4 separate regions of the Homo sapiens genome follow, and regions 2, 3 and 4 are each linked to region 1. The links are chromatin loops, found by intact Hi-C in ENCODE. Cell type or tissue: GM12878. All regions are shown on one strand. Links, peaks and the distances in the headings refer to the core of each region. The heading gives the core; the rest is flanking DNA. Region 1 overlaps LINC00423 (long intergenic non-protein coding RNA 423). Region 2 overlaps LINC00423 (long intergenic non-protein coding RNA 423). Region 3 overlaps PDS5B (PDS5 cohesin associated factor B). Region 4 overlaps LINC00423 (long intergenic non-protein coding RNA 423).

What was found. Hi-C counts contacts between places; a loop is a spot of excess contacts. Peaks named below come from ENCODE experiments on the same cell type or tissue, not always from the same donor. Only the 100,000 strongest peaks of a DNase experiment are listed, where the experiment ranks them.
Region 2: a loop joins it to region 1, with 5 times the contacts of the local background. A loop is called at or near these places in 5 of 110 quality-filtered maps.
Region 3: a loop joins it to region 1, with 2.6 times the contacts of the local background. A loop is called at or near these places in 2 of 110 quality-filtered maps.
Region 4: it touches region 1 in a loop (6-fold over the local background); 3 of 110 quality-filtered maps call a loop at or near these places.

The regions. Positions count from the first base shown.
Region 1 is chr13:32,902,186-32,910,036 of GRCh38, reverse strand. LINC00423 (long intergenic non-protein coding RNA 423) reads left to right here. Exons shown (of 5, transcript NR_047020.1): 3 at 3,020-3,143. Among named protein-coding and RNA genes, the nearest start is that of LINC00423, 5.5 kb to the left of the region's middle. RefSeq lists an enhancer at 4,670-4,749. In GM12878, for the core only: no CTCF peak of the experiment used is centred there; DNase peaks (open chromatin) are centred at 4,336 and 4,736; H3K4me3 peaks cover 609 bases; H3K27ac peaks cover 779 bases.
Region 2 is chr13:32,822,407-32,830,257 of GRCh38, reverse strand. All of the region lies in intron 4 of LINC00423 (long intergenic non-protein coding RNA 423), which reads left to right. Among named protein-coding and RNA genes, the nearest start is that of LINC00423, 85 kb to the left of the region's middle. In GM12878, for the core only: a CTCF peak has its summit at 3,833; no DNase peak of the experiment used is centred there.
Region 3 is chr13:32,767,592-32,775,442 of GRCh38, reverse strand. PDS5B (PDS5 cohesin associated factor B) reads right to left here. Exons shown (of 35, transcript NM_015032.4): 32 at 4,883-5,322; 33 at 4,682-4,789; 34 at 2,119-2,254; 35 at 1-426. The coding sequence ends at 391. Among named protein-coding and RNA genes, the nearest start is that of LINC00423, 140 kb to the left of the region's middle. In GM12878, for the core only: no CTCF peak of the experiment used is centred there; no DNase peak of the experiment used is centred there.
Region 4 is chr13:32,837,167-32,845,017 of GRCh38, reverse strand. The region is part of intron 4 of LINC00423 (long intergenic non-protein coding RNA 423); the gene reads left to right. Among named protein-coding and RNA genes, the nearest start is that of LINC00423, 71 kb to the left of the region's middle. RefSeq lists an enhancer at 7,458-7,617. In GM12878, for the core only: no CTCF peak of the experiment used is centred there; DNase peaks (open chromatin) are centred at 3,787 and 5,849; H3K4me3 peaks cover 296 bases; H3K27ac peaks cover 2,616 bases.

The DNA.
Region 1 (7,851 bases), core at 1,821-6,820:
AAAGGAAAACCACCTTTAAAAGCTTCAACCCTAAGTTGACTTTATCTTATAGAAGAAAGAATTTCATGTGTATGCTAAATATATACATATAGCATATAATGTATATATAATTTCCTGATAAAATCTTCTGTTTTAGTGTACTTGCATCTGGGTACATAACCTCCCCACATCTCTTTGGTATTCTTATTTGTTCTGCTTTTCCATTTTACATATTTTCCCCAAGTGCCAAACATTAATAAAATTGCTAGCATTGATTATTTTTCCTTCACTAATACATCCCTTTGAGCCTATTTCCCCAGAAACAAATAACTAGAGACAACCTATCCTTTGCTGACACATGAAAATCCTATAATTGCAGACAGGAACAAAGATTCTAAAGGAAGTCTCTGTCTTCAGTTCTTAGATTATTGTCCCCCCATCTTCTAGCCCTCCCCTCATCCCCATTCATCTGACCCCTGTTCTGTTGTGACAGATTGTTATAATAATGACAGTGAATCATGGCTTTCTGGGTCTATGTCCCTTTGATCCTTCCATTAAAAGATGGAGTCTATTTCTCCACCTCTTGAATCTGGAAGGTCCTTGAAACCCACTTGGACCAATAGAATGTAGCAGAAGTAGCACCATGCAAGTTCTAGAGGCTAGGTCTTAGGACCCTGAGACCACCATGCTGTGAAGAAGTCCATTCTGGTCTATTGGAAGATAAGAGACTGTGTGAAAAAGAACAGAGACACCCCATCTCACAGTCAGCACCATCTGCTGACAGTAAGTGATACCATCTTAGACCCTCAGCCCCAAACTCCCAGGTGACGACAGCCAGTAAGTGAGCCCAGGCAAGACAAGTAACAGAACCACCCAGATTTCCAGCCCAAGGATCCTTAGAGATAATAAATCACTGTGCTTTTTAAGCCACTCAGTTTTAGGGTGGCTTGTTATACAGCAATTGATAACTGGTACATCCTCCAAGAAACTATGTCTTGCAGAAAGAGTTCTACAAAAGGATGAGAAATAAACCATAATTTAACCTCCTTCCTTTGATCTACTCCCACCCCGGGTGCACATTCTCCTGCAGCCTACATTCTGGAAACATGCCATTAAACATTCATTCTTTGGAGGAGCCTTTGTTCTGGCCTGTCTCTTAAATTATTGAAGAATTCCTCTTATGTTCATTTTTCTGCCTGTTAAAAACGTTTGAGGGAGGGAAGAAGTAAGATGGCTTAAGTTGAACTCCTAGAAGGCAGAGGCAAGATACTCAAACATCGTTTTGTATATTCCCAGGATAAAGCCCTGAACAGTAGGCACTGAATAAACCTTACTTGAAGATAGCAATAAAAGGGAAGGCCACCATCAAAGACATTGGATCACAATCTTATTCAGTACATGCAAATCATCATGTACTTTGTATTAAAAACCAAAATCTTTTAAAGATCAGAACAGCCAGAGGCAGAAACAAGATTGGGTTGTAATACTTTAAGGCTACAGCAAGATGTACATCAAATAGATTCTGCTACATTTTCAGCAAACTCCCTTTTCAAATATGAAGTACATTAGTAATTTGCCGTGAGGGGGAAAGCAAATCATAACAGCATCTTGATGTAAGAGGAAAGTACACTTATGGGGAAAGTGCTGGACGTTTCTTTCAGTGAGGAACTACGTACAGGATTCAGAATTCCCAGGATTTGAAAGTTGTGCTGCAGAAGCACCAGTTAGAACTGAAAATCTCCTGGGTTCCTTTAATAATACCACAAACCAAAGTGAACTAAACTTCTGGGAGGATTCTTCTGAGCAAATCCATGTTTCATAGAACAAAATCAAACATGCACAGCTTCCACCTAAGTTCACCAGATTGTGCTGCACACATGATGAATAATTCAAAAGTAACAGACAAGTGATTTTTGTCAACTTTATGGCCTTGGTTCGTTGTTTTGTTTTGTTTTGTTTTGTTTTGTTTTGGGGTTTGCTTGTTTGTTTGTTTGTTTTTTGAAATGGAGTTTTGCTCTTGTCGCCCAGGCTGGAGTACAGTGGCGTGATCTCAGCTCATTGCAACCTCTGCCTCCCGGGTTCAAGTGGTTCTCTGCCTCAGCCTCCCAAGTAGCTGGGATTATAGACATCCGCCACCATGCCCTGCTAACTTTTTGTATTTTTAGTAGAGATAGGTTTCCACCATGTTGGGCAGGCTGGTCACGAACTCCTGACCTCAGGTGATCCACTTGCTTCGACCTCCCAAAGTGCTGGGATTACAGGCAGGAGCCACAGCACCCGGCCCTATGGCCTTGGTTCTTTATCAGTCTACTAGACTTTGAATGCTAAACCAAACAAGGAGGTCACACAAACATCTAGAAGCAGTATTCAAATCTAGACCACTATTGAAATTGGCTTAGTCCAGTTGAAATCAACTCCAAGTTTAAATGACCTGAGTCAGGAAATTATTTTGGGTAGCATTTCCCAGCAAGGTGGTCTGATGAGTGAGATTTGCTGTTATTATGTTGTTGGTGCTGCTGTTACTGGTTTATGTTTTTTGTTTTGTTTGCTTTGGTTGTGTTTGGTTTGGTTTGGTTTGGGGCTTTCTTTCAGTTGGTCTTAATGTTCAGAATTTTTTCTGTGCTGCTGCCAGATGTTAAGTGATAGTTGGCTCCCCGACAGCCTGCATTCTGAAAAATAATAAAACATAGGCCACCAGAGGTATAAAATAAATAAAAACCACAAAACCAAGTTTGTTAACTTTCCAGGCAAGGAAGCACACACTAGTAAAGAAATTCACTGAATAGTTAGCAGAGAGGGGGAAAGTTAGGGATTTTTCAATCTAGAAAATGAGGGCTCACAGATTAGGGTTTGAACACCAGCATTGCAGGTGGCCCCAGTGAACCCAAAGGCCTGAACCCAGTTGGCTCAAACAAATCCAGTCATTCATTGGTCAAGCAAGAGTCTTTGGTTGGGCCTGTAGGGGTTTTGTGTTTGGGTCCATTTCAGCTGCTTAGAATGGGTTAGGAGGAGACACAATGTTGATTTTGATATCTCCTAGGGCAAACGTGGCTGAAAGTGGACATTTTTGCCTTGACAACTCCATCTGCTCCTCCTCTATGAAAGCTCCATCCAGGGCCAGGCGCGGTGGCTCGTGCCTGTAATCAACACTTTGGGAGGCCAAGGTAGGTGTATCCCCTGAGGTCAGGAGTTCGAAACCAGCCTGGCCAACATGGTGAAACCCAGTCTCCGGTAAAAATACAAACATAGCCAGGCATGGTGGTGCATGCCTGTAATCCCAGCTACTTGGGAGGCTGAGGCACGAAGAATTGCTTGAACCCAGGAGGCGGAGGTTGCAGCGAGCCAAGATCGTGCCATTGCACTCCAGCCTGGGCAACAAGAGTGAAACTTTGTCTCAAAAAAAAAAAAAAAAAAGCTCCATCTATGACAAGGGTGTGCATTTGGTGGTTTGTCTCCCTTTATAGTCTTAAGCTCAGTGTCCTGGAATTTGGCAGTCATCTTTGGTAAATGTAAAACATGTCTACGAGTAAATGTAGTTCACATGTTCAAGGGGTCTCCAATGCCCTGCCCTGGTTCTGCTCTAGGATTAGCCCTTCTTCCAAATTCCACTTTTATCCAACATGCCAGGATCCTAGCTTTGAACTTCTCTTTGAACAGCAAATAGTAGCTGGTAAAAAATACTTTTGTATGATTACATCAGACAATTGTGACCCCCTCAGAGCAATCGTGTTCCCCAGAATTCTTGGTAGATTTTAGGAATATTGATGTGCAAATGTCAAAGAATGCTTTCACAATGTAGCAGATGATGGAGAAAGGGAGGTGGGATGATAAAGAAGAGAGAATAGAAGTTAGGAGGAAAGGGAAGAAAAAGAGCTTAATGAATATCATTGTGGTGAAGCACAAAGAGAGATGAAAGAAAAATGGTATGGGAGAAAAATGATAGCATTGAATAAACCTAACTGAGCCAGGGCCGTATGTGACCAGAAGGCCAGAGAGAAACAGCAGCAGCTGGAGAAGGCTGCAAAGCTAAGCAAGTTCATTTTGCACAGTCCGGGCAGGAAAATGCTGTTGGCTAGAACAGAAAATAACGTGATTTTTCCCCTGCTGATGCATCTCTGGGATCCTGCCAAGGCTCTATTCTGCAGAACCAAAAACTAAATAGACTAATTTATTCAGATGTGTTCCCTTCGTTCTCTCCCTAGAATGGTTTAAACCTGCCCAGGATACCAGAAATTTCTGTGAATTTGGATGACAAGGCATTAGCCAGCATGTTTCTCTCCCTCCCACAACACCTGCTGCTAAAGAGGAAGCATTTGCCCCTCGCATGCAAATCGTTTTTTGTAAATGAGGCATCTAATGAGCACTCTCATGGAAGTACCCTAGAGCAGGTAACACTTACATGAGGCACAAACTCAAAAATGAAAAAGAAACTCATTATCTGCAAGCCCAGACCTAAGCATTTGCTATAAAACCACCATTCTCAATCTTTTCCTTGAACGTAATTAATAGTTCCCCAAAATCCTCTGTGAATATTTGCCCAGCTATGGCACCCAGAGCCCTTGTTGTAAGTTCAGAATCAATGTTAGAACTGTAAAAACCTTAGAGATCATCCAGGTACGTGCCTTCTTCTCTCAGAAGAAGACATTGCAGCCAAGAGAGTTGTGCGAATTACTCAGGGTTACACTACTAATTAGGAAAAGGTCTCCTAATTCTCAGTACAACATTCATTTCACTGCTCTATGACTCACATCCTGACTTATCACCCACATTCTCTCCTCCACCTTCATCATGTCCCTTGCCACTGAAGAATTCATTTTTCTGCCACAACAGAAAATCTAACAGACAGTGGTTAAAACCATAAAGATAATTCTTGTTTCCTAGTTGAGAGGCTGGATGTAGGTGGCCCCAGGATTTGTCTGCTGCTCAACGATGTGATCAAGAACTCAGGCTTTTCTCATCCTTCTGTCTGGGCACCTGCAGTGTGCAAATCCTTCATCTCTGAACCTGTGATTTCATGGTGACTGGATGGCTTCCACAGTTCCAGGCATTATGTAGTCATGCCAGTGCCCAGGCAGAAAAGAAAGGGATGGGCAGAAAAGGACTTTGCTTTTGGATCAGGGAGGAAAATCTTTTCCAGAAATAAGATTTCCTTTTATTTCTCCTTGGCCAAAACTAGATTCTGTGGTCATCCGAAGCTGAAAGAAAACCTAAGAGAGAAATTATCTGGCAAATGGTAACATTGCCATCATTAAAAAAAAAACAGGATTATGTCACAAGAAAGAAAGGTGTGTGGCTGTTAGGCAAGTATATCAGTTAACTACATAAAAAAGACACCAGAGAAAATTATCTCTAAATATGCTGGGTTAACTCAGGAATAGAGATAAGACTATAATCTGGAATGCAAGAAATGGCAAGCCACCAATGCATTCAGTGAGGGAAGGGTAAGGGGACTTTTATTAGCAAAAAAACAGATTTACACAAGATGCTTAGAAACAGAGTTCATTGGTTCCAGAGGTTTGAAGCCAGAGTTCTTGTCAATTCATTGGTGGAGATGTCATTACCGAGCAAATGTTCTTTCAAGAACATGTTATGTGAATTACCGCAGTTCTAAAGAATGTCTGGTGATGAACCTTATCAAAGCAGGAGATGCATGAAGGACTCCAAAGGTTTTTAGAAAGTCACTGGAAATAGTTCTTATCCCAGACACATAAGCATGAGCCTCCTCTCCATCTGGCCTTCCAGCTCTATTTTGCCTGGGTCTGACAAAAGTGATTTCATCCTAGTATCTGCAACTCTCACACTAACAACGTGCAACAAACCTCCTCCAAAACTCTGTGGTTTAAAACAGCACCCATTTCTCTGAGTGTTTCTCTGGGACATAGAGGTCAGCTGATACCACTGAGCTCAGTCGAATGGTTCTGCTGCTCTCAGCTGAATTTGTTCAGAGAACTATAGATCACCAGGACATCCACACAGAGCTAGGCTCTGCTCCATGTGTCCCTCCTACTTCTGGACCAGCAGGCTACTGAGGAATGCTCTTATCATGGTAACAGCCCAGACACAGGAGTGCAAGCAGGATCATAGAGGGCCGCCTACGGTCTAGACTCATGACCAGGACACTGTCATCCGCCGTCTCATTCTATCAGCCAAAGCTAGTTGTATGGCCAAACCCGAAATCAGGGCTGGAGAAACCTACTAGTGGGAGAAGCTGCAAAGTCACCTGGCACAGAGTGTGGATCCAAGGAAAAGTGAGGATGTGGCCATGCATAGTGACTCATGCCTGTAATTCCAGCACTTTGGGAGGCCAAGGTGGAAGGATTGCTTGAGCCCAAAAGTTTGAGACTAGCCTGAGCTACATGGTGAAACCCTGTCTCTACAAAAAATAGAAAAATTATCTGGATGTGGTGGTGTGCACTTCTAGTCCATGCTGCTCAGGAGGCTGAAGTGGGAGGATCACCTGAGCCCAGGAATTGAAGGCTGCAGTGAGCTATGATCATCACTACACTCCAGCCTGGGTGACACAGTGAGACCCTGTCTCTCAAACAAAAGAAAAAGAAAAGTGATGATGTGGGGCCAGTGATGTGATCTGGCTCACTAAGCAATCAACGCTGTGTGCTCCACCTTTTTTCATTCACTCCCAATCACCCTCCCCAACCGCACTCACTGTGCTTTCCTTTTGCTTCCTTCTCTACTCTCCTCCACCACCTCTATCACCAATTTTTTTCTTATATCTCTGTTCACAGTGGGGTGGCCTTGGAAGTTCTTGGTGGAGAGTGAGTGGATGTGGGATATAGGGTGCTGTCAGCACTAAGTGGGGTGCTCCATGGCCCCTGCAACCAGGAGCAGTGTTCTCACCCAGCAGTGGAGCTCTGCCTTCCCACATGTGTAGGGACAGTAGGAGGAGTGTGACCTCAACGCCTGGCTCCTCCCAGACTCGGGCCTGAGCCAATCCTGCTGGTGTTTCCACCATGGAGCCTGCCAGAGGCCTCAGGAATCTTACATGACTGTGCCTGAATGCAAATGGCCAAGGAGGCTTTTCAGACACAGCGTCTGTTTATCTGAAGGCACTTTGGCAGTGCTGCCGTCCCAAAGCCCCGACGCATGACCCAAACCTTGGATTAAATCTGCGCTTCATTCCTTCTCAGTGTGCATTTTAAATGAGCACTCATGAGGAAGTCGTCTTTTGCCTGCTTTATAGGCTTTACTCTCCGAAAAACAAATTGATACTGAATGCAGCCTGCTCGCCATTTGCTTACTTGCCAATTTTAAAGAGTGTATTCTCTAATGAATACATTAGTAGTGTGTCTGTGTTTTCAACAGAAATGGTGGAAATTGAGGAAGACCTTCAGAGTGAGGGTGGATTTCTGATGAGCCCTACAGACCAGCTGGATTGATGATCCTAGCTTTAGTCACTCCTCTCCTCCTTTCTTGGTTCAGTTTTTCTTGCCATAACCTCATGTTCACAACTAGTAAAGGGAACAAGGTCTTCTCAGCCCCAAACACAGGCTGCCTCTGCCAAGCCACACAGGCGATGAGCAGACACACCACACCAGGGAACACATTTGGAACTTTTTTCTGTTTCATTTCCCTTTGATGGCAAAGGATGGCCTTTGATGCCAAACTACTGGAGGCTCCATCTGAGCAGAGGCTGGCTTTAGATGGCTATTCAACTAAAATGAGAAGAGGCAGTGGGGCTGTCATGAGGATGTTCTTCAGTGGAAGCCAGGGGACCTGGATTCCAACCCCCATTCCTTCTGTCCCTAGAGGTGAGACCTCAAGCTTGTCATTCATCCTCTCTGAGCTTTTGTTTCATCATCAACATACAGGCTTGCAGCCAGAGAAAGATCCTCAACATTCATTTTTCACATGACT
Region 2 (7,851 bases), core at 1,312-6,311, 79 kb after region 1:
AGTGATGGGGGAGTGAGAACACACTGGAATACTTATTTGCCGGATGACACCGGCTGCCTCAACGCCCATGCAATATTAACTCTTGGTGTCTCCAGGAGAAATGACAAAAAGTCCGTTTCTCACCATGACACTCGGTGACTCACCCAGCTTTCTTTATGTGCTGCATCACAGGTGTAAGTAAGACTTGTGGAAAGAGGGCTGATGAAGGTGCGTGCAAGGCATGTGGCTGCAAAGGCCACCTTATTCACAGCATTCAGACCCAGCAGAGGCTGACAGTGGCTGACTCACTGTGTGTCCTGCAGGGGAGGTGCTGGAGATGGAACTCAGCTTCTCAGGAATCTGCAGGTCACCCAGCAGGCATAACCCTTGCCCAGAGGAAAACAGGAGCAGGCCTGGGCCCTGACTCTTCCTCCAGGGCAGCCTTGGGCTCATGGGGAAGGAGCCTCCTCCCCAGCCACCCTTTCCCTACACCAGCGATGCAGAGAGCTCCCCACTCCTGCTGTTCTAAAACCTGCTCTGTGAAAACTGAAACTCACTCACACTGAGGCAGACATGCTGATAATAGCTTAAAGAAGTTTTTCATCTAAGGCCGAGACTGTAAACCAAAAGTAAAATTCTAAGAGGCCCAATTATCAGAATGGATCCCTCCTCTTGGCCAAGGGCATTCCAGAGTTAACCTGAAAATCTAGCTCAGGCCATGATGAAAGACGGGGGTGGACACGCCTCATTAGATCCCCCCAGCATTAACATCAACACAGACCTTAGGTCTGATGGGAAACATTTATGATCTAGTTTCTCTGGAGCCTGCTACCTAGAGGCTTCATCTGCATGATAAAACCTTGGTCTCCACAACCCCCTGTCATAACCCAGACATTCCTTTCTACTGATAATAACTCTTCTCTGCCAACTTCGAGTTGTCCCACCCTTCCAGATCAGATCGAACCAATGTACATCTCACACGTATTGACTGATGTCTCATGTCTCCCTAAAATGTACAAAAGCAAGCTGTACCCCGACCACCCTGGGCACATGTTGTCAGGACCTCCTGAGGATAAACTTTCTAAATTGATTGAGACCTGACTCAGATATTTTGGGGTTCACAAGACAGTACAGATTTCCTTGGGGAGCCTAATTGAACTCCTCATTTGGTCTCTTAAAATTATGTCTCTATCTTATTTATCTACTTTTACTGTGGTCCCATCCTTCGGTTTATTCAGACTCAACATTTGACACTTTTAACCTAGGACATGTCCAAAGTTTTACTCATTTTTATATACAGTATGGAAAGCCCGGTGCCAGGTATGCATTCCTCACAAACACGTGCGTTCCTCCTCTCCCTGACACACAGTCGAAGCGCTAACTGTGGGCTGACTTGGTGCCATGCTCATCTTCCCATGGCCATGACAGGGGAAAATGCAGTCCCCACCCAACTGGTGTCACTCTCAACCACCTCCCTCACTTCAAAACTTTCCATGGCTTCTCAGAGCTAAGGAGAATTGAACCCAAACATTCATCCTGGCATTTAAGGCAAATCCCTCAGAATAAGGGCTAGTTCCCTGTCCCCATCAATGCCAAAAATGAAAGGCTTAGAACTGGAGAACGAAGGACAAAAATTCAGATTCAAACCTTTTTTTTTTTTTTAATGGAGTTTCACTCTTGTCGCCCAGGCTGGAATGCAGTGGTGTGATCTTGGCTCACTGCAACCTCCACCTCCCGGGCTCAAGTGATTCTCCTGCCCCAGCCTCTTCAGTAGCTAGGATTACAGGTGCCCGCCACCACGCCTGGCTAATTTTTGTATTTTTAGTAGAGACAGGGTTTCACCATGTTGGCCAGGCTGGTCTCGAACTCCTGACCTCAGGAGATCTGCCCATCTCGGCCTCCCAAAGTGCTGGGATTACAGCCATGAGCCACTGCGCCTGGCCTAAAATCTGTTTATTTCTGTACTTTCCCTGAAATTTTTTAATTTGAAAAAATATATCTGGAATTTTTAGAAAAATTAATAAGATGTTTAGGGTAAAATATTCTTAATTACTTATATTTTTGTATCCTCCAATTGAGCCTTAAATGGAAAGATTCACATTAAAATATTAATAGAGTAAGAGGCAACTTTTGAAGGAGGCTTATGGCATTGGTTGTGGTGATGGTTTCACAGATATATGGTGTACTGCCTTTGCAAAAATTATAACTAAGGAAATTATGACAGTGAAAGAGACCAGACCTAACTGACTCCACCTTGCTTCGAACCTTTAAGCTGCCCTTGTTCATTCCTGGGCATAGGCTGAACTAATTTTGGGAAGAAATTCAGTTCATGGTTTGACTCTGAAACAGAATTGATAATAACCCTTTCCCAAAAAGTCCCCCTTGTTGCCTGGGGACCAGTCTGCCTTTGCAGAGGAGACAAACAGTGTTGTTTACTGTTTGCACTCAAGCACACACACACACATAGAGAGACAGAGAAAGAGATTGAGAGAGAGAGAGAAAGAGAGAGAGAAATACCAGAAATTTGTCTGGTAAGAAATTCTTACCCTTTTTGCCTGCATACTAGGTTTCCAGGTTCCCCTTCTCTGCAGCTTCCAGAAGAACGAAGCGGCTTTTGATGACCCAGTTCCCTGTGCCATAGCTATAGAGGTCAAACCACTTTATAAAAGAAAATCACTCTTTTCTCTTTTACGGAACCGTAGGCAAAAGATTCTTATTTTTGCAAGATGCTGCCCAGCAGGTTGCACGGGGAACCGAATTAACATTTTTCATCCCAGCCGAGGCAAAATACACGTAACAAACCAGACACTAGTCACCTCGTTCAGCACCCAATATCTGGCAAGGCTCAAACCGTCTCCTGTTGGTCCCTGTTGTCTTTAATCCACTCACAGTGGGGAGAGATAACCTCCCACCACAGACTCAATGGGCATCTTTAGGCAAGATAGAAGAGCAGTCACCCTGAGTTAGGCCTGCTGGACGTTCGTTCATCAGCAATTCCTTCAGGGTTCCCCTCCGCACATATAAACACACACACACACACACACACACACACACACACAGAGTAAAACGAACAGAAGGCCTTCAAGACACAAATTCCAGAACCAGTTTCAAACCAAGAGTATTCCTCCAAACAAGTCCCCTATTCTCTGTCCAATAAGACACCCTGTAACAGGGCTACAGCTATGGACACCTATAACGGGGCTACAAATAGACAGCTCATGATGGGGCTGCAGACAGATACCCCAAGAGGCTACCAAGAGACAACAGCACCTCCAGAGAGGCCAACATCTGGAGAAGAAAGGGGCTGTGGGCAGCGCCTACAATACTCAACAAATCAGACACCCCCCCATGGGGCTACAGAGAGACACCCTGCAATGGGGCTACAGACAGACACACCCTGTGATAGGGCCAGTTATGGGATGTTTCCCCAGGACTATTTCTCCACTGCAATTAAATCCATATACGTTGGGTCGGCAGTGCCCCATGGATGGAGATGGTAGCAGAGTCAGCCCCCAGTTCAAGAGAACTAGGCAGCCACTTGGGCTGGCCTCTGGATCTATTGCCAGAGAGGGGCTACCAAACCATGGTCAGGTAACCACAAGGGCAATCCCGGGAAAGCCCCCAAATTTGTAACCACCCAGTGGGTTCACCTTGCCCGCTGCCTAGACAGAGCTAATTTATCATGACGGGGGAATTTCAGTGAAGAAACAGTAATTCACACAGAGCCGGCTGTGTGGGAGACCAGGGTTTTATTATTACTCAAATCAGTCTCCCTGAGCATTTGGGGACCAGAGTTTTTTTTGTTTTGTTTTGTTTTTTGTTTTCTTGAGACAAAGTCTCCCTCTGTCGCCCAGGCTGGAGGGCAGTGGCACAATCTCAGCTCACTGCAACCTCCATCTCCCAGGTTCAAGCAAGTCTTGTGTCTCAGCCTTCTGAGTAGCTGGGACTACAGGCATGCGCCACCACACCTGGCTAACTTTTGTGTTTTTAGCAGAGACGGGGTTTCTCCATATTGGCCAGGCTGGTCTCGAACTCCTGACCTCATATGATCCACCCACCTCGGCCTCCCAAAGTGCTGAGATCACAGGTGTGAGCCACCAGGCCCGGTGTAGGGTTTTTAAAAATAATTTGGCGGGTCAGGGTCGAAGTGAGGTTTTCTTACTGTCTTCTGTTCCTAGGTGGGGTTGCAGAACTAGTTGAGCCAAATTACCAGTCTCCATGGTGTCAGCTAATCCATCAAGTGCAGGGTCTGCAAAATACTCAAGCACTGATCTTAGGTTTTACAATAATGATGTTATCTCCAGGAGCAAGGTGGGGAGATTCAGACTCCCGGAACCAGAGGTTGCACGACTCCTAAACTGTAATTTCTAATATTGTAGCTAAATTGTTAGTCCTGCAAAGGCAAACTTGTCCCCAGGCAGGAAAGAGGTCTTTTCAAGAAAGGGCTATTATCAATTTTGTTTCAGAACAAAAACAGTTAAGGAATCCATAAACTGAATTCCTTCCCAAAGTTAGTTCAGCCTACGCCCAGGAATGAACAAGGACAGCTTAAAAGTTAGAAGAAAGATGGAGTCAGTTAGGTCTGATCTCTTGCACTGTCATAATTTCCTCAGTTATAATTTTGCAAAGGCGATTTCAGTCATCCCTCAATATCTGAGGGGGATTGGTTCCAAGACCCCCAGAGATACCAAAACCTGTAGATGCTCAAGTCCCTGATATAAAATGGTATAATATTTGCATATAACCTAAGCACATCCTCCCATACACTTTAAATCATCTCTAGATTACTTATAATACCTAAATGCTATGTAGTTACTATACAGCATTGCTTTTTATTTGTATTATTTGTATATATTTTCTCCAAATATTTTTGATTCGAGTTAGTTAAATCCCCAGATGCAGAAACTGTAGATCTGGAAGGCTGATGGTACTCATCTCCAAACTCATCAGATTGTATACATTAAATATGTACAGGTTTTTATATCTCAATCATAACTCAAAAAGTGGTTTTTTTTAAAAAAAAAAAAAAGAAAGGTTTTGCATAAAATTGACACAGATATTCCATCTGAATTGGAGTTGAGTTTTGCCCAACATTCCTTACCACATTGTCCATGAAAAATCAACTGTTTGAGAATATAAATGTAATATTTGCTTCCAAATACCAAGAAAGATAAGGATAAGAATTTATTAAGAAAGATAAATAATTTGATCATTAGTTTTTTAAAGGCCTCTAAATGCCATGAGGAAGCACAAGCAAATCCCTGTAAGATTTTAGGGCAGGAAGGGATGATTTCAGGATGAGATCATCAGGGGAGACTCCAGGTGGTGATGAGCCTTTGAGCTGGGCCCTGAAGAAGAGGACGGATTTCCATAGGCAGAGACGAAGCTGTAATAGAAAGCGTCAGAGGCAGAGAAAAACCAGAGCAAAGATCGCCCGGGAAGAAAGTGCATTCCAGGGACACAAGTCATCACAAAACATCCTTCGGGACAGAGTTTGTATGAAGCAGTAGCATATGACAAGGCTCGAAAGGGAGACAGTTTTGCAAAGCCCATAGAGTTGTCATATTTCATCAAACCTAGGGCACCATAGATTATAAAGCATACCATTATGTTATGTCCCAAGGCTGCCAATTAAACTATGACAAGCATTGACTGTAAGAGGCATCCCCACTTCGAATTGCTCAAATGTACCCAAACGTGTCTTAGAATTGACAAAATTCAGGAAGTGAAGAGACTGGAGCAGTGAAGTGGGGACAAGAAGGCATAAAAGATATTTTAATAAAGCAAGCTTGGTTGGCTTAGGATAAGGAGAATTTGCTCTTATACCACAGCCATGAGCAAGGCAAACGTCTGTGGGAAATGGGACCCTAAAATTTCAGCATCCCACTCACAGTCTGTTAGCACCATGGAGAATGGCACCACTGCCCTGGGGCTGTGCAGCTTGACCCTGCCTTCTCCATCCTGCCCCAACTGTAGCAAACGTTTCACAAGCGCCTCTGCCGGGGAAGGAGAGGGCGAAAGCTCAGAAGCACAGTCTGCTGTCTTCTCCCCGGGGCGACAGTCCACGTCTCGAGAGCGCGCCGGCTCCCAGGGCTCTGCTCCCCTGTCTCACTGTGCACGGCATATGAAAACTGAAGAGGACAACGGGCTGTTTCTCAATCATGCATTTCCTAAGAGAACCAAAGGGAATTTCTTCTATTTTCGTTCTTATAATTTAAAAAAAGGACCTTAGAGTTCTGGCTTTGTAGCCCAGAGAAACCTATGGATTTAATCATCAAGAATTATCAGTAGACAGAAAGGGGTAGTTGTGGACCTTAAGGTTTGACCAGAAAACACCCCGTCTGAGCCCCCACTACCCCACTCACCCCCCAACACACACATATACACTCATACACACACATACACACACACATATACACGTGCACACACATAGACACACACACGCACACACACATATACACACACACATATACACGCACACACTTACCCACTCACACACATACAGGCACATGCATACACACACAAGTACACACATACACATATTACATGCATATGCACATATAAACACATACGTATCACATATATACACAAATACATACACATATACACATGCATGTTACATATACACACACATATACATACACACACAGTGAGACACTTGCAGGTGAAAAGCAGGTATTCTTTTTGGTTCTGAGATGTTAGGTGTCAGGAGATTTTCAGTAATAATCTGGAAATGGGTGATTTTCAATTTACTTTATGCAAGTTTTCTCCTGGCTATGCATTTGTCTACAGTGACATTAGAAGCAGCAAACCAAGGACTTACATGCATATTTCATTAGTAGATAATTACATTCCTTATAATTGGTTTCTAAATCAGACCATTTCACACAATTATGGTGTTTCCTTTGCCTATTCAGTCAATCAAAAAGATAGTAAGAAAGTTCTTTGTTATCAAAATGGCATACTCTTAACCTCTATTATGGACTGCAGGAGATAAACAAAAATAAAAATACAACAATTTTGCATACATAGAATACTCCTTGTTAAAATGCATCCTAGATACAAAAGAACGAAGGAGAACACTACAAAGATGTTTCTAAATATATCCAGAGTAACAAAATGCCAAGAGGGGAATTTGATAGTAGGGGCAGATTTTTTAAAAAAATCAATAATGAAGTCATGCTGTTTAAATGCCAAAATCATTTTTCACCCAAATGAAAAAAGAAAATTGGGCCATAATGACAGCCGCAAAATAGCTCCTAACAAAGGAGCTACAGGAGCCTGTACTTGGAAAAATCTAAGTGTATTTATTCCTGCATTGATTCCACAAACATTTCCTGAGCACTGTGCTAGGTGCCGAGGACAAAGCAGTGAGTAAAACAGTCTCAGCACCACTGGAGCTTCCTGCTCACCCCAAGCTCACACACAGGCACACACTCACACACTCATACATTCATACACACACACACACGACTTCATGAGCCAGCACACTGGTGGCGTGTGGAGAAGTTCTCAGCAAGGTGGTGTAAGGCAGCAGTGAAAAAGCATAATTTGTGTAAATCCCACCTTTACTAAGTAACCTTGGGTGACTAGCTAACTCTTTGTGCCTCAGTTTTATCGTCCGTAAAATGGAGATAATTCAAATACACCTACTCACACAGTGTTGCAAGGATTCCACAAATTAATACACGTAAGCACCTAAAACAGTGCTTGGTGTAACATAATCAGCACTATAAGTGTTAGCTCTTACAATATTATCCTTTCCAGCTTCTTCTCAGCTCTCCTCCAGGGTGTAAAAATGCTGGCCTGGAGCTTCCTAGGGACCCGCTGGCCATTTTTAACTCTCTCCAGTCCTCTGGGCCCACCCGCAAT
Region 3 (7,851 bases), core at 876-5,875, 130 kb after region 1:
TAAGATCTATCCTAACAAATTCTTTTCAAATCAATAGATCCAATAAACAGTCGGGTACTGTCAGTTTAAAGCCGCAGATAAAAGCTATACAAGCACTTCAGAAATCAGAAACATTAAAAAAAAGAAAAAAGATATTTACAAGTTTCTTCTTTATGTCTACATAGCCATCGCACATTACACTTTCACAAGACTCCATAGTCAATGTTACCATGTGTATGGCTAAAGCATGTGACCACAAATGTATGGGGTCACCAAAGTAAGGTCCAACTGTCCACTCTTCAGCAGTCCCATTTTGTGCATCAAAGGCTTTATTCAGCCTCAAGCTTGACCAAAAAAAAAAAAAAAGATTTTTCCAAAGCTTTCACAGAGAAAGTTATTAATTACATTTGTTCATCGCCGTTCCCTTTTAGCACTTCGCCGCCGTACCTTAAAAGGAAAGTCACCAGATGCTTAATTAAAATGGGTATATGTGCATAAGATATGCAGTAATCATTTTTAACTAATCTTTATTCTCATTTGTTCCTGATTTTCTTTGCTTTCCTTTCCCTGAAACTTTTTATCCTTACTTTCTGCCCTGGCATCACATATTTAGACCTCTATAACATTTGATCCCTTACAGGCTCACAGACTTCCCCAGAACAGTGAAAGAAAAAAATTATTTTACTTTTCTATCTAATAATTTTAAAGAGAAATGAACAGAAGTCAATGTCTACAGCAAGAAAAATAACTCAAACAGATTAATCATCTTTCTACTTATGTTTCCTGTGGTAAATGAAAACATTTCACATTTATGAACTTACATTATCTTTCTGGGAAAGCAGTTACTGAGTTTGGATCTTAACAATTATCAATACAGTAAAATAACCTAAAATTCAAACATATTATCATTTGCTGACAAGCACTAATGAAAGCATAAAACTTTAGTTCAAAAAATGTCAATATTAACAATAGGAATATAAAAGAGGGTTTTAATTTACATGTAGTTTTTCTCTGATGAAGACATCAATCGTTACTGACTCTTCAGACTTACTTTGATGTCCTCCCCAAAACCCTTTAAGAAACAAGCCAAACTAATTTGAGGTCACAATTATGCATATTTTCCTGTGTACTTAACTCGCTTATTCACAAATATGAATCCTGGTACAGATAGGAGTTCTGATTCCATTAAACAGGACAGAACAGCAGAGACCAATTCTGAGACTTGATTATAGAGCTTGGGTTTCTCAAACAAAGATAGGAGAAGAGCTTCTACTTAAATGTATTATGTTTTTTCCTAAGAGAAATATCTGAGTTGTATTAACTGGTAAAGTTATTTATTTATTACTTTAAAAGTCAAGAAGGGCCGGGTGCAGTGGCTGATGCCTGTAATCCCACCACTTTGGAGGCCAAAGCAGGCAGATCACTTGAGGTCAAGAGTTCGAGACCAGCCTGACCAACATGGTAAAACCCTGTCTGCACTAAAAATACAAAAACTAGTCGGGCACAGTGGCATTGGCCTGTAATCTCAGCTACTTGGGAAGCTGAGGCAGGAGAATTGCTTGAATCTGGGAGGCAGAGGTTGCACTGAGCCCAGATCGTGCGCCACTATACTCCAGCCTGGGTGACAGAGTGAGACTCTGTCTCAAAAACAAAAAAGTCAGGAAGTAACACATACCTACTTTTGCAAAATAAGTATGTATTACCAATTTTATGAATTCTCATTCAGCTCAAACTTCAATTCCAAAGGCTGATTTTATTCTGTGTAACTAACTTCTAATTTCTATTATGAAACCCAAATAGAAATACCAAACGGAGAGTTGTAAAATATAAACAACAGTATACTTAATGGGTATCAGTGCCCTAAAATCAAGGTACAACTTACATGCTTAAAGTGTCAATATTAGAATGCTGTACATTCAGTTCAGACTTGACATTTACATTCTCATTAAGCTACACCTATTTGCTTAGTTTCGGGTTTCCATAAAAGATGTTCTCCATTATCCAACCTGGTAGATAAAATGATGCTATGAACTAATGAAGTAAAACATATAAATACTAAACAAGTACTAAATGATCTAACCAAACATTTACTAACTCTTTTTATATCCCACACCACTCACAGAAACTTTGAACACATACATTTACTGTAGAAACTTCCTCCTCCTCTGTTTCTTCCTGTGGAATATCATCGACAGGAGAGCTACCCTGAAACACATCTACTTCTTCACTTGAATCATTTTCCTTAGTAGCTGCTTGTTTGGAGCGTCCTACACGGCTAGAGTAAAACACATGTAAAACACAATGAACGTTCCAATCTTTCAGTAGATTACCTCGTTAGAAGAAATGTTTCACGTATTTCATCGTCATATCATCTTTACCCTCAGTTACTTTATGAGACAAGAACATTTCTTTAATATTCTGAATCCTAAACCAGCATTTAATCATAGAATGTTACATATTATCTACCAAGTAACAACAAAAAAATGTGACTGAGAACATACCATAACCTAAAGTCTGCTCTTCCTTTCATCTTTCCTAACACAGTAAAAGGCATCTATGTCTACTGAGCTGCTCAAAGCAGAAAGGAATTCTGCTTTGAATATAGTGTACCTGTCTTTGTCTGGCCTTATAGATTCTTATGGAGATCTCAAATCCATTCACTTCTCTCCACATCTCCATTGCTACCACCTAATTCAAACCATTCCCATCTCTTGCCTCTTCTCTTTACAAAGTTATCTTTTAAAAGTACAAGAACAGATGATGTTACTGCTCCCTACTGAGCTGAGAATAATTTTGTAAACCTCCTTAACAAAGTATACAAGGAACAGTAGATGGTCCTTGCCTACCTGTCCACTCTCATCTCTTTCTGCTCCCCAACTCCCCACAACTACAATCCAACAAACCCTTGCCTTCCTTTAGCTTTCTGATTTTGCCAAGTTATTTTTCACTTCAGAAACTTCAAATATAGTGTTCATGCCACCTGTTCTCTGCCTGTCTAGCCCCTACTATTCTCAAGATATCAACTCATTGTTACTTTTAAAGAAAAAACTTCCTCACTCCATTAGATGGTGGAAAACAAGAACCACGAGCCCATGAAAACAAGTACCACGTCTGTTTTGTGTCCCTAGCACCTAGTACTCTCTGAAACACAGGAGGCATCAAAAAATATGTAATAGAACCATCTAATCAAATGGATCCCTCTTGATAAATCTTTATTTTTTAAAATTAGAAACATAACATCACTTCTATAAGCAATCCAAAATATGTATTTTTTTAACTCACGCTCGAACCAAACAATTTTTTTACTTGGTTTGGTTTTTCGAGATTAATGAAACTATAGAAATAACATGAAACATAATGACAATCTTTTTCAATTTCACTGAGGTCAGAACAAGAAAAAGAAACAAATCCTAACATATGTTAGTATACTAGCTCTAGAAAGAGCTTCCCAGTGAAAGGAAGATAGGCTTCCAAGACAGACTACAGAATCTTCTTCCATATCAATTTTTTTTTTTTTTTAAGAAATACTTGTTTGGTTTAGAACATTCATAGGACTTGTGTAATTTTAGGAGAGCACAATAATCATTTAAACCCTGAATTTTATGATGTCCAAATATAAACAAACTAAAATTATGAGGTTTGTTATTTCCTTGTTACATCATTCATGTGTATTTTATTAAATAAAGGATTCCTTAAGAATCCTTTGTTTAGAAATAGTGATTTGGTTGAATCCAAACACATTTATAAAGCTGCCACAAAAATGTACTTACCTTTACTTTTAACCTGATAGAAAAATTACATGGAAGATGGCATGAAGTACTGGCTAGACACCCAGGCAACTTTTCCTCTTCCTGTGGAATACACAGGAATAGGAAAATCTCTAAGATAATTGAGTATTTAATGACAGTACATTGGCAACTCTGAAAAGTCGAGCCATGATGTAATTATGTATGGGTGGGATTACTCTCAGAAAAAGTGTTAAATTTCTGACTAATAGAAGACATGCTACTCTATTTCCACTCACATAACTAAGGAGAAAAAACACTGTCAGATCTGCAAATTACAGCAGTGATACTCTGGTGACACTAAAATTTGAGGTACAGATTCTTACTGTACCTCTCTTATAAATGTGTTTGTGTGAACATCTAAAACTATATACATGTTGATGTAGATAAATGAACTGGGTTAGAAAACAAACAAAATCAAGATATCAAACACTTGAGACCAACATGTGTTAATTTCTATGGATATAATTTTTAAAAAATGGTACCTGTTACTTTCCTACTACAAGTTCAAAGAATAAAAGCAGAAGCATAAGACCTATTTTCCTTTTTTTAAAGGAAAAGGTGCTAATGAGAAACATTTAAAAAAAAAATTGTAGTGTGGAATGACAAGGCAACCTGGTCAATGTGTGGTGATTATTTAAAAATACCTTATGATTTCTTTAGATATCATAAAGTCTGTATAGGAAATAATATACTATTTGGTATTCATTTATGAAGATTTGCCTGCACCTGTAAAAATGTACAAGATAGTTTATTGAGATATCAATCACTAAGGTAAGTTTATAAAAATTTTATCTTACCTAGTGTAATGGGGCTAAATATATGGAATTTAAATACAGCAATATGTATGTTTACAAATTTAGGAACTTTTGCAAAATAATTTGAAATTGGTTTGAAATGTAATATTTACAACTTACACATTTTTTTTTGGTTGTGATGGTGATGGCGTTTTTGATGGTCTTCCTCGTCCTTTCTGTGGTGTGGACTGTGTGGATTCAATTGCACTAGATTCAGGAGATTCTGCTCTGCTTTGGGGAAGACCCAAATGTGGATAGCATCAAATTATGATTTATAATATAGTAACGAAACAGATGCAGTTTAGAGTTACACATGCTTACCTCTGCTGTGCTCTCCTTGACACTCGGTGCTGTTTGCTTTTGGACTTCTGTTCCGTATTTCCACTTTGTCTTTCTTCTTCTTCCTCCTCCTCTGGTGCTGGAGGTCCAGATTTTTTTTTGCTTCCTTTTTTAGAAGTTTTCATTGTTGGCTCTTCTTTTGGTGTACCTCCACCAAGAGGTTTTGGTGGTCGGCCTCTTTTACCCTTTTTTGGCGGACTATTCTGTTCATCTTCATTTTCTAATATATCTTCTTTGAGCCTCTTTTCCTCAGGCCACTGCTGTTCATCAGATTCTGAAGCCGTATGGCCTCTTTTCCGACTTCGCTGACTGCCTTTAGGTTTCTGTTCCTGTACCAACTTAGTCAAGTCATCCATACCTAATTTCTCCTCCTGTTCTGTGACGGGCGTTTTTTTCCTGCCTCTAGGCTTCTCCAATTCAGACTAGGGGAAAAAAAAAATCACAATTTATGGTTATGAAATTGTGAGTATACATATTTTGAGGAATGAAACAAAAAAATCTGTTATCTAATGTTGTCCTAGATATGTACCTAAAATATACAGCTCTTAAATACACCAGAACTGTATTTATTTGCTTTTATTATAGTTTTTAATTTTAAAAACTTATCTGGGATAAAAGGGTACATTTGCACTCTTACTTTTCAGCTAGAGTGTCTTAAAAGGAAACCTCTCAAGATCAGTATCTTACTAAATTATAAATTTTAGTGAAGAGCTATCTCATTAAAAAGAGCATTATAAATTCAGTGCTTGGTCCTAAATGACAACTATACTAAAGTATCTGTTTGGATAGTCAATTTAAGTAATTCTAATTTTACCACATAGTGCGTAAGACATAAAATATTAACTATATGACATGCTTACAACATCATAAAAGAACTATTATTTTACAAATGGAGGTTGCAAGATACAAAAGGTAAACATATTCATCATTTATTATAAATTTTGGAAACACTTCTGAATTAGAAATACTGCTTCTTTCTAGGTATAACTAACTGATTAACAACAGAAACAACAAAAAACCAGTGGCTTTCACATTTAAAATAAAATCCTAGTCTATATTCAGAGAATCTATATGTGAACCAGCGTGAAGGCTGAAGAAATTCTCCAAAGACCCAAGAATAAATTGTATGTATGAACACTTATAATACAAAGTTAATTTCCAAAAGTCTGCGCAATTTATATTTTCAAAAATCACTGAAAACAACAAAAACTATCGAATTATCTGTAACTTTTTCTAACTTTAAATTGAGCTTCCTGTATGTGAACTGCCTAATTACATCCTTCGTATTGTGTCCTTTGTCAACTTTGACTACTGCGGTGTTAGTGGGTTTTCTCTATATTCCTCTATGCTTTTGTGTATGCCTCTATGCTTATTTTTAAGTGTTATTTCTTTATTATTAATATTATCTTTTATTATTTTTGAGATGGAGTCTCACTCTGTCACCCAGGCTGGAGTGCAGTGGCACCATCTCTGCTCACTGCAAGCTCCGCCTCCCAGGTTCACGCCATTCTCCTGTCTCAGCCTTCTCCCGAGTAGCTGGGACTACAGGTGTCTGCAACCACGCCTGGCTAATTTTTTTTTTTTTTTTTTTTTTTGTATTTTTTTAGTAGAGACGGGGTTTCACCGTGTTAGCCAGGATGGTCTCAATCTCCTGACCTTGTGATCCGCCCGCCTCGGCCTCCCAAAGTGCTGGGATTACAGGCATGAGCCACTGCACCCAGCTTTTTTTTTTTTTCTTTTTTTTTTTTTTGAGACAGAGTCTCGCTCTGTCACCCAGGCTGGAGTGCAGTGGGTCAATCTTGGCTCACTGCAACCTCTGCCTCCCGGGTTCAAGCGATTCTCTTGCCTCAGCCTCCCGAGTAGCTGGGACTAGAGGCATGTGCCACCATGCGTGGCTAATTTTTGTATTTTTAGCAGAGATGGGGTTTTGCCGTGTTGGCCAGGCTGGTTTCAAACTCCTAAACTCAGGTGATCCGCCTGCCTCGGCCTCCCAAAGTGCTGGGATTACAGGTGTCATTGCACCTGTCCTTTAAGTGTTATTTCTTACTTGCTTTGGACTGAATTGTGGCCCCCACCACCAAAGAAAAAAATTGTATGTTCAAGCTCTAATCCCAATGTGACAGTATTTGGAGATGGGGCCTTTGGGAGGTATTTCGTTGAGATGAGGTCATGAGGTGGCACCCTCATGATGAGATTAGTGTCCTTATAAGAGGAAACATCAGTGAGCTTGGGTGCCTTTCTTCTTCCTCCCACCCCACACCTCTCATGTGAGGACACAGGAGAAGGTGGCATCTGTAACCCAGGAAGACAGCCCTCATCAGGAACCAAATCTGCTGGCACCTTGATCTTGTACTTCCAGCCTCCAGAACTGTAAGAAAATATAGTTCTGTTGTTTAAGCTACCCAGTCTGTGGTATTTGGTATTTTATAATGGCAGCTTGAGCTGACTAAGACATTATTGTGTATTGTTTTAGAACAGAATGTGAGATGAGATTCTAAACTGGATTTTCCACTCCCAAAGACACATCCAACCATTTCAGAATCAATGATTTGTAGTGCTTCCTTTATTTTATATGTTTTGAACAAGAATAATATTTCTGGGCTATCATAACAGAAGCACAATATTTTACTAAGTATAATTATGTATCTGGTAGGGCTGAACCTACCTTTATTTCTCCTCCTTTTATATTTATTTATTCCTCCACATAGACTTGAAACAAAACCATGCTGGAATTTTGCAATTATATATTCAGTTGAAAAAAACTTTCATCCTTTTTTATTCCTTTCTCCTATACAAGAACATGGCCTGTCTTCTCTCTCTTCAAGTCTTCCAGTTTTGAGATTTTCTACATATAGGTCCTCCCTATCTCAGTTTTGAGATTTTCTACATATAGGTACTCCCTATTTCTTTTAAAGGTTATATTTAAATCTATGAATCTGTCAATCAGTCAA
Region 4 (7,851 bases), core at 1,673-6,672, 65 kb after region 1:
CAGCCTCCCAAAATGCTGATGACAGGCATGAGCGACCACACCAAGGTGAGCAGAGACCTAAATGTTGGCATCAATGAGGCATATGTGTGAGTGGTGAGGAGAGCACCCTACAGGGTAGAAGAGACAGGGGGGAAGGCAGGACTGTGAAAGGGGGTGGATCTGGGAGGACTTTAGAGACAGGCCAATGTTGACCACCAATGGAGGAGAAGAAAAGAGGGAGCCACTGAAGGGCTGTAATAAAAAGAATTGCCGGCTGGGCATGGTGGCTCATGCCTGTAATCCCAATACTTTGGGAGGCTGAAGCAGGTGGATCACCTGAGGTCAGGAGTTCAAGACCAGCCTGACCAACATGGCGAAACCAGTCTCTACTAAAAATACAAAAAAATTAGCTAGGTGTGATGGCGTGTGCCTGTAATCCCAGCTACACTGGAGGCTGAGGCAGGAGAATCGCTTGAATCTGGAGGTGGAGGTTGCAGTGAGCCAAGGACATGCCATCGCACTCGAGCCTCGGTGACAAGAGCGAAACTCCATCTCAAAAAGAAAAAAAAAGAAAAAAAAGAATTGCCTAGAGAAAGTGATACTGAAAGGTTCCTTTGGCATCTTGTTTGGAGGAGGAAGCCTCTGGAAGCAGAGGAGCCCGATGATGCAGGCCCACCCTGGGAAAGAGGAAGGAGCTTTCCACCTGGCAAAGGCCTTCGTGGCAGACACTCCTAGGACCAGCACAAGGAGAATGAGCAGGACCCAAGATGTAGAAATACAGATGAGGGAGCAGGAGTGAGAAGGGCTTCCAAGCCTACAGACTGGGTAGATAGGGACTGAGAGGCCAAGAACCGGGGCAGGGGGATTAGCAGAAGGAGCTGGTCAGGGAAAACTAGGGTGAAGGTGATGAGTTCAGTCTTGATATTCCAGCGACAAAAGTCATGGCATATTGTGAAAGTTGTCAGAATTGAACTGGAGTCACCAGTGTTTTTTGGGTTATTTGGGTTTTTTTTTTTTAACAGGAAAAGGTCTTTATTAGAAGAGAAAATTTTTTTCTTGGCATGTAGACTTTTTTCCCTTTCAAATGATCAGCTCTTAATGGGATTTTTCCTCCAAAATGGCAGTAAAAAGGAGTATTTTTGCCATTTTGATAAGACATACACCATAAACAAATGAGTGCTTGTGACCACACAAACGTTGGCAGGGAAGCCTCCTTTGTGGGGTACTGCAGCCCAGAAAGAACTGTATGGACCTCAGAGAGCCTCCCACACTGTTTCTCCATTGATATGGTTTGGATCTGTGTCCCCACCCAAATCTCATGTTGAATTGTAATCCCCAATGCTGGAGGTGGGGCCTGGTCAGAGGTGATTGGACTTGGGGGGAGGGTGATTTCTCATGGTTTAATTTCATCCTCACTTGGTGCTGTCTTCATGATAGTGAGTTCTCATGGATCTGGTTGTTTAAAAGTGTGTGGCACCAAAAACAAAAACAAAAAAACCCTGACAAATAGAGCCAGGGAAGGCTATGATGAGAGGATTCTCATACCTAAACGCCTGATAACAAAAACTATCTCAAAAAACTGCAAAAGCCACAACTTTGCACAAAGACCATCACAACCTCACACACAAAAATATACGTCTTTGAGGACATCTGCCCAGCAACCGCCTGTGCAACCTCAAACTGGCGTCACCCTTGTTATTGATCCTTGTACCCAAGGATAATTATCTCAAAACAATTATGTAATCCTCCTCATTTTTCTTTAAAAACCTTTCCCTCCTTTACCTCCCTGGATACACACACAGTTTGCTAATACACCTCTATTCCCATTGCAATGTCCTACTCCGGAATAAATATATTTTTCTTCTAGAGAGCTTCTCTCTGTTTGTTATTTAGATTGACAGTATGTATTAGTTATCTGTTGCTGTGTAACAAATTATTTCAAAAAATCCGTGGCTTAAAACAATACCCATTTATTATCTAACAACTTATGTGGGTCAGGAATTAGCTGGTGCTTTTGTTCCAGGATCTTTCACACAGCTGTGGTCAAGGCATCAGCTGGCACTGCGTATTCATCTGAAGGCTCAGCTGGGGTTGGGTCCACTTCCAAGCCCACTCATATGGTTGTCAGAATTCCATTTTTCATGAGCTGTTGGCCTGGAGACCCCAGTTCCTTGCTGGCTACTGGCCAGAGGCCACTCTCAGTCCCTTGCCATGTGGGCCTCTCCAACACAGCAGCTGCATGGAAGCATGCAAGCCAAGGAGGCCACACAGACAGTCTTCTAGCAAGAGGGACATTACAATCTTTTGTAACCTAATCATGGAAGTGACATCTCTCATATTGCCATATTTGTTAGAAGCAAGTTACTCAAAGGGAATATAATCTTACAAAGTCATCAGTACCAGGAGGCAGGAATCATTAGGGTCTATCTCAGAGGCTGCCAGCCACAGGGTATTTAGAAATGTGAAATTGAAGTTTGAGAGCAAGGGAGAAGTCATCTAAATGTAGATGAGGGTTAATATTATCAAAGGAAAGAGTATTGTGTGTGTGTGTGTGTGTGTGTGCGCGCGCGCACACACAATACTCTTTCCTTTGATAATATATACAAACACACACACACACACACATACACATACACACACACAAAGAGTATCCCTTATCTGAAATGCTTAGGACCAGAGATGTTTCAGATTTCGGATTTTTTCAGATTTTGGAATCTTTGCATATACATAATGAGATATCTTGGGGATGGACCCAAGTCTAAGCACAAAATTCATTTGTTTCATATATTCCTTTGTGTGTAGACTGAAAGTAATTTTATACAATTTTTTAATAATTTTGTGCATGAAACAAAGTTTATGTTAACATGAAACAAAGTTATGTTAAGTCCTTATGTGTGGAATTTTTAACTTGTGGTGTCATGTTGATACTCAAAAAGTTTTGAAATTTGGATTTCAGGTTTTCAGATTAGGAATGCTCAACCTCTAATGTATATGTGTATGTGTGTGTGTATATAGATACACATATATATATGGACATGGAGGATCAGTCACATTTAAAAATAAGAATAGGGAGGTAGAGAATAAATAAAATAGGGAAAAGGAGAACCTAGGGGATAATTCAACAAATCCAAGAGACCACCGCTTCCTTTAAAACCTAGGAGGGAAGTCATCTCCTCCAGGGAGCCCTCTTAGATTGACTGGGACCTATCTAATCCTCCACTAGTTATTCACTCAAAAGAGCCCAAGAGTCTATTATGTGCAAAGGCTACCGAGTGGAGAGGGACCTAACAGAGTCTCCAAGAAGCTTAGAAGTTAGGGAGTAAAGATGAATTGGTAAATAACTTTTTCAAGATGAAAAGCAGAAGTGACATGAGAGTGTTACACAGAAGAGACAGGAATCACCGAACTTCATGGTGGGAGACACGGCTTCCCCTGGGAAATGAGACTGATGTGTGGGTCAGGCTGGTCTCTAGTTTTCACTCCTGTGAATGTGCCACATTGGCTGGGGTCCCAGAACAGTGGGCATGGCTCCAGTTTGTCTCCCCAGCTGGGTCATGTAGCCGAGCTAAAGCACACCCAAGTTTTCCAGGCCTCTCCTACCTTCCTAGGGGGCCTGGATGGTGGCTTGCATGCCTCAACTCCCTGGAACTGCCTGCTGAGGGCAAAATTTCCTCTCAGGCGGTCGAACCAGCAGAAACACAGATGTAGCAGACCACCTGAAAGTAACTGCAGCATTTAGTGACATGTCTTCCACATTCTCAAGTCATTCAGCTCTTAGCAGACACAGGGCTGGATGGAAGCAGTCATTTTGTTCCCCTCGTTGGTCAAAAGATGCTTTTGATGAATCATTTCTTTATTTAGTTTTTAGATTGCATTCCACCTCAGGGGGAAAGCTCTCCAAATGAAACCGTTCATAAGACCAGGTAAAACCGCAGCAACTTTTAAGGCTATCCCTGAAGGTCAGCCAAAAGCCAGATCTCAGATTTCATTTGGAAATCTGCCAGAAGGGATGTTCTTGGATGCCGCGTGCTACCCACAGGGTCTTCCTGCCTCTCTCTGACAAGCCCCCTTGGATACTGCCTTGAAGAAAACAGTTTCTGGAAGTATAAGAAGGAGTACAATTGGTCGGGCGCAGTGGCTCACACCTGTAATCTCAGCACTTTAGGAGGCCGAGGCGGTTGGATCACTGGATTCAGGAGTTGAAGACCAGCCTGGCCAACATGGCGAAACCCCATCTCTACCAAAATATACACAAAAAATTAGTTGGGTGTGGTGGTGCACACCTGTAGTCCCAGCTACTCAGGAGGCTGAGACAGGAGAATCACTTGAACCCAGGAGGTGGAGGTTGCAGTGAGCCAAGGTCATGCCACTGCACTCCAGCTTGGGCAGCAGAGTAAGACCCTGTCTCAAAATAATTAATAATAATAATAATAATAATAATTTAAAAAATAAATAAATAAAGGCGGAAAACTGGACAAAGGAAAATAGCCATCAAGGGTCAAATTTCCCCTAAGAAAGGGTTTTCTGCTGACCAAGGACAGGATAAGGCAAGCACTCCTCACATTTCCACAGAGGAGAAAGGCGGGGAGCAGCTTGCTCTAAGCCTTAAGCAAAGTTGGGGGGACCACAGTGTGACTATCCCTAGCAAAGCCAGCCTCTGAGCTGACCACTATTATGACCTGCTCCCCATCTGCCGCTTGGAGGGACACTATTAGCAATTGGCAAGTTGCCAGTATCCCATTTATTGGCTCATTAATAATTCCTCTGGGCTCCCAAAGCAACCATTTGATTCCAAATAGATCACAAAATTCGCCACTGAGATATCTTTACCCTTTCTGACATTTCATGAGAGCAGAGGCAGAAATTCACACCGGAGAGTCTGGGAGTTGATACTGGAGACAGGGTTAATGTTCTCCTTTCCCCGAATCTACAGGGGCCTGGTTTGCTCTAATCTGCCTCCAGGAGGTGAGCCACCACCCTGGCTGGGCACTGCTCCACTTGCTTATGGTGGTACCTAGGGCCTTGCATCTCAAAGTGTGGTCCCCAGACCAGCAGCACTGGCACACCTCAGAAGATTCTTAAAAAAGCAGACTTTCAGGCCCCATCCCAGACCTATGGAATCAGATCCCGCATTGAAATAAGACCCACCCCACCAAGTAATTTATACACACCCTAAGGTGCTCTAATTTATTTGTAGGAATAAATGAATTTATCCCAAGAAAGTAATCAGATGCATGCACAGCTTGCAGGTACCCATGGGTTGAATGCGTCATTGCTTAAAAAGACAAAAACTGGGGCAGGGCCTGATGGCCCATGCCTATAATCCCAGCACTTAAAGAGGCCAAGGCGGTGGATCACTTGAGGCCAGGAGTTCAAGACCAGCCTGGCCAACATGGAGAAACGCCGTCCCTACTAAAATACAAAAATTAGCCAGGCATGATAGCACACACTTGTAGTCTCAGCTACTCAGAAGGCCGAGGCAGGAGAATGGCTTGAACCCAGGAGGCGGAGGTTGCAGTAAGCCAAGATGGCGCCACTGCACCCTAGCCTTGGGAACAGGGTGGGATTCTGTCTCAAAAAAAAAAAAAGGCAAAAACTGGAAACAAACCAAATGTATTGAAGCAATATTTATTTGAGTGCCTTCTATGTGACACTCAGAAAATAAGAGCTACAAAACAGAGACAGTCTTAAAAATATGGTTCATTTGGGGGGGATGGAAAATTGCATAGCCATTTTTTAAATACCTCTTTAAAAAAAGAAACCAAAACCTACTTCTAAAAGTAGAAGTAGGGCCTCTAAGGCCCTATTTCCTGCCTTCCAGGTTGGCTCAATTATTGTGACTGTCTCTAGGCAAACAGTTCGTGCAGGCTGCTAGGCTAAGGACATTTCCCTTTGCTAAACAAACAAGCAAATGCAGACAGGGCTCAGCTGCTGTAGCACATTGGAATTGCTTGTGAAATGAATTAAGATCCATTTCCAGGGCTGTGCTGTCTGAATGTAACTGCGGGCTTTCACCCCGCCCCCACCTTTCCCATCCCCCAAGGTATAGTCCACTCAATCTCAGGGGCACATGACCCTCTGGTTGTGATGTCCAAGGTGCTCAGTGGATTTACACGTCACTGTGTCCATTATTTTTCCTAAAAGGAAGACAGCTTAGATAAACACCTCCCTTTAAGTCAAATGTAAGTTTGTTCAACTACAGCCACAAGAAGGATAGCAAATTCCGGAGAAGGACCTTCTGGAGAACACAGCAATATTATCTCGCTGGCCCAGGGATGGGTTTGCAACTGCTCTCAATGGCTGCCGTACATCATCGCTTCACTGAGTATTGTCCAGGCAGAGCAAAGTCACTCAAGCAATACTTCTTATAATCAAGGCAAGTGGTCAGCGGCTGCCTTAAAAAAAAAAAAAAAAAGCCTGGAAATACAGTCCCCAGCCAGAGTAAAGATCCTCCTCTGCGACCTCACAGCCCAGCTGGATGGGACCCTGCAGCGCTCTCACCTCTCTGCTCAGGAAAATGTGGCTGCTGCGCGTCTCAGCCCAGCCGAATTTGATCTTGTGGATTTCATGTCTAATCTCAGCCTAGATTACTCGGGCTTGTTTGGCCCGCTCTAGCATGCCTGGTCTCTCTATTCTCTCTTGATTCTCTCCCATCCTTATTCATCCCTCACTCATTGATTGATTTAATTCAACAACCAAGCCCCCTGCTGTGCTGGATGTCAGATGTTCTAGGTGTGCTCAAATGAAGGCCCTTTTCATTTTCCGGAGGAGTTCACTTCCCATGTTGGGAGACAGTAACAGGAACAAATCAGGCTGCCTAGGTGTTCACGATGTCACCAATATTGGGAAGTTACATTTTGTAATATTTTAATAAAAATAGCTTTTCTGAGCCCAACCCCCTCCCACCGCCTACTGATCTTTGGCTCTTAGTTTCTGCGCCTTCCAAATTCCCTCCTCCATAGCTCACCTGGCCTTGAGGCTTTTACAAACTGCTCTGGCCTGCATCCTGGATCTCACTCTAGAAACCACTCTGCTGGGGTCATTCCGGCAGAGCACCCAGCTTCCCCTCTCTCTGTGGCAGAAAAACCTGATTCTCTCCCACTTTGTCATGAAAAGTCCCTTCCCTGCCTGCGTATCTCTCCAGCTCTTGCCTTATAAGTTAGAAGGCTCATTGGGTTGACTGCTAACCAAGCGCCATCTAGTAGAAGACTCCAGGTTTTGACAGTGCAAATTACAGTCTTTTAACGGGATCAGATTCTCAGGCCCCTCCCCCTCTTAATAGCACCTCTGAGCAGAAAGATGCAGTGGAGATTTATCTCATTTATGCTTTGACTCATGACACACATGTGCATGCACGCTCACATATCTTCATACACTCATTTACACATGCACTTACATACACACACATACATAAACACATACATACATACTCACACTCATGTACACACACACACGCACTCATGCATATGAACATCTTCTAGAAGGAGGAAGCAAATTGTGTTAGGTTTCTAGTCTTTCCCTTCCTGCTATAGACAATTGCAATGCAAATATGACAAATGATACAGTCAGAAGCAGATTTATCCTGAAGATAATGAAGCTTAAGCAACTGGGCTCTTTACTTGCACCAGACTGGTTCCTGGGGTGGTCTAGGTGGGGAGTGGAAGTCAGGTTGCAAACAGGAGGCATTTCTGAAAATGTCCCTAAAAATATCTCTGAAGAATGAGACCTGGATATCTAAAACTCTAGTAGTTTTTGTGATTTCTTTTCTTATGCTAGATAAATATTTGCATTCCTAGCTGCTATATGTGAATGTCTGTACCCCAACCCCCCACACATCACATTCACATGGTGAAATCCAATCCCCAAAGTAAT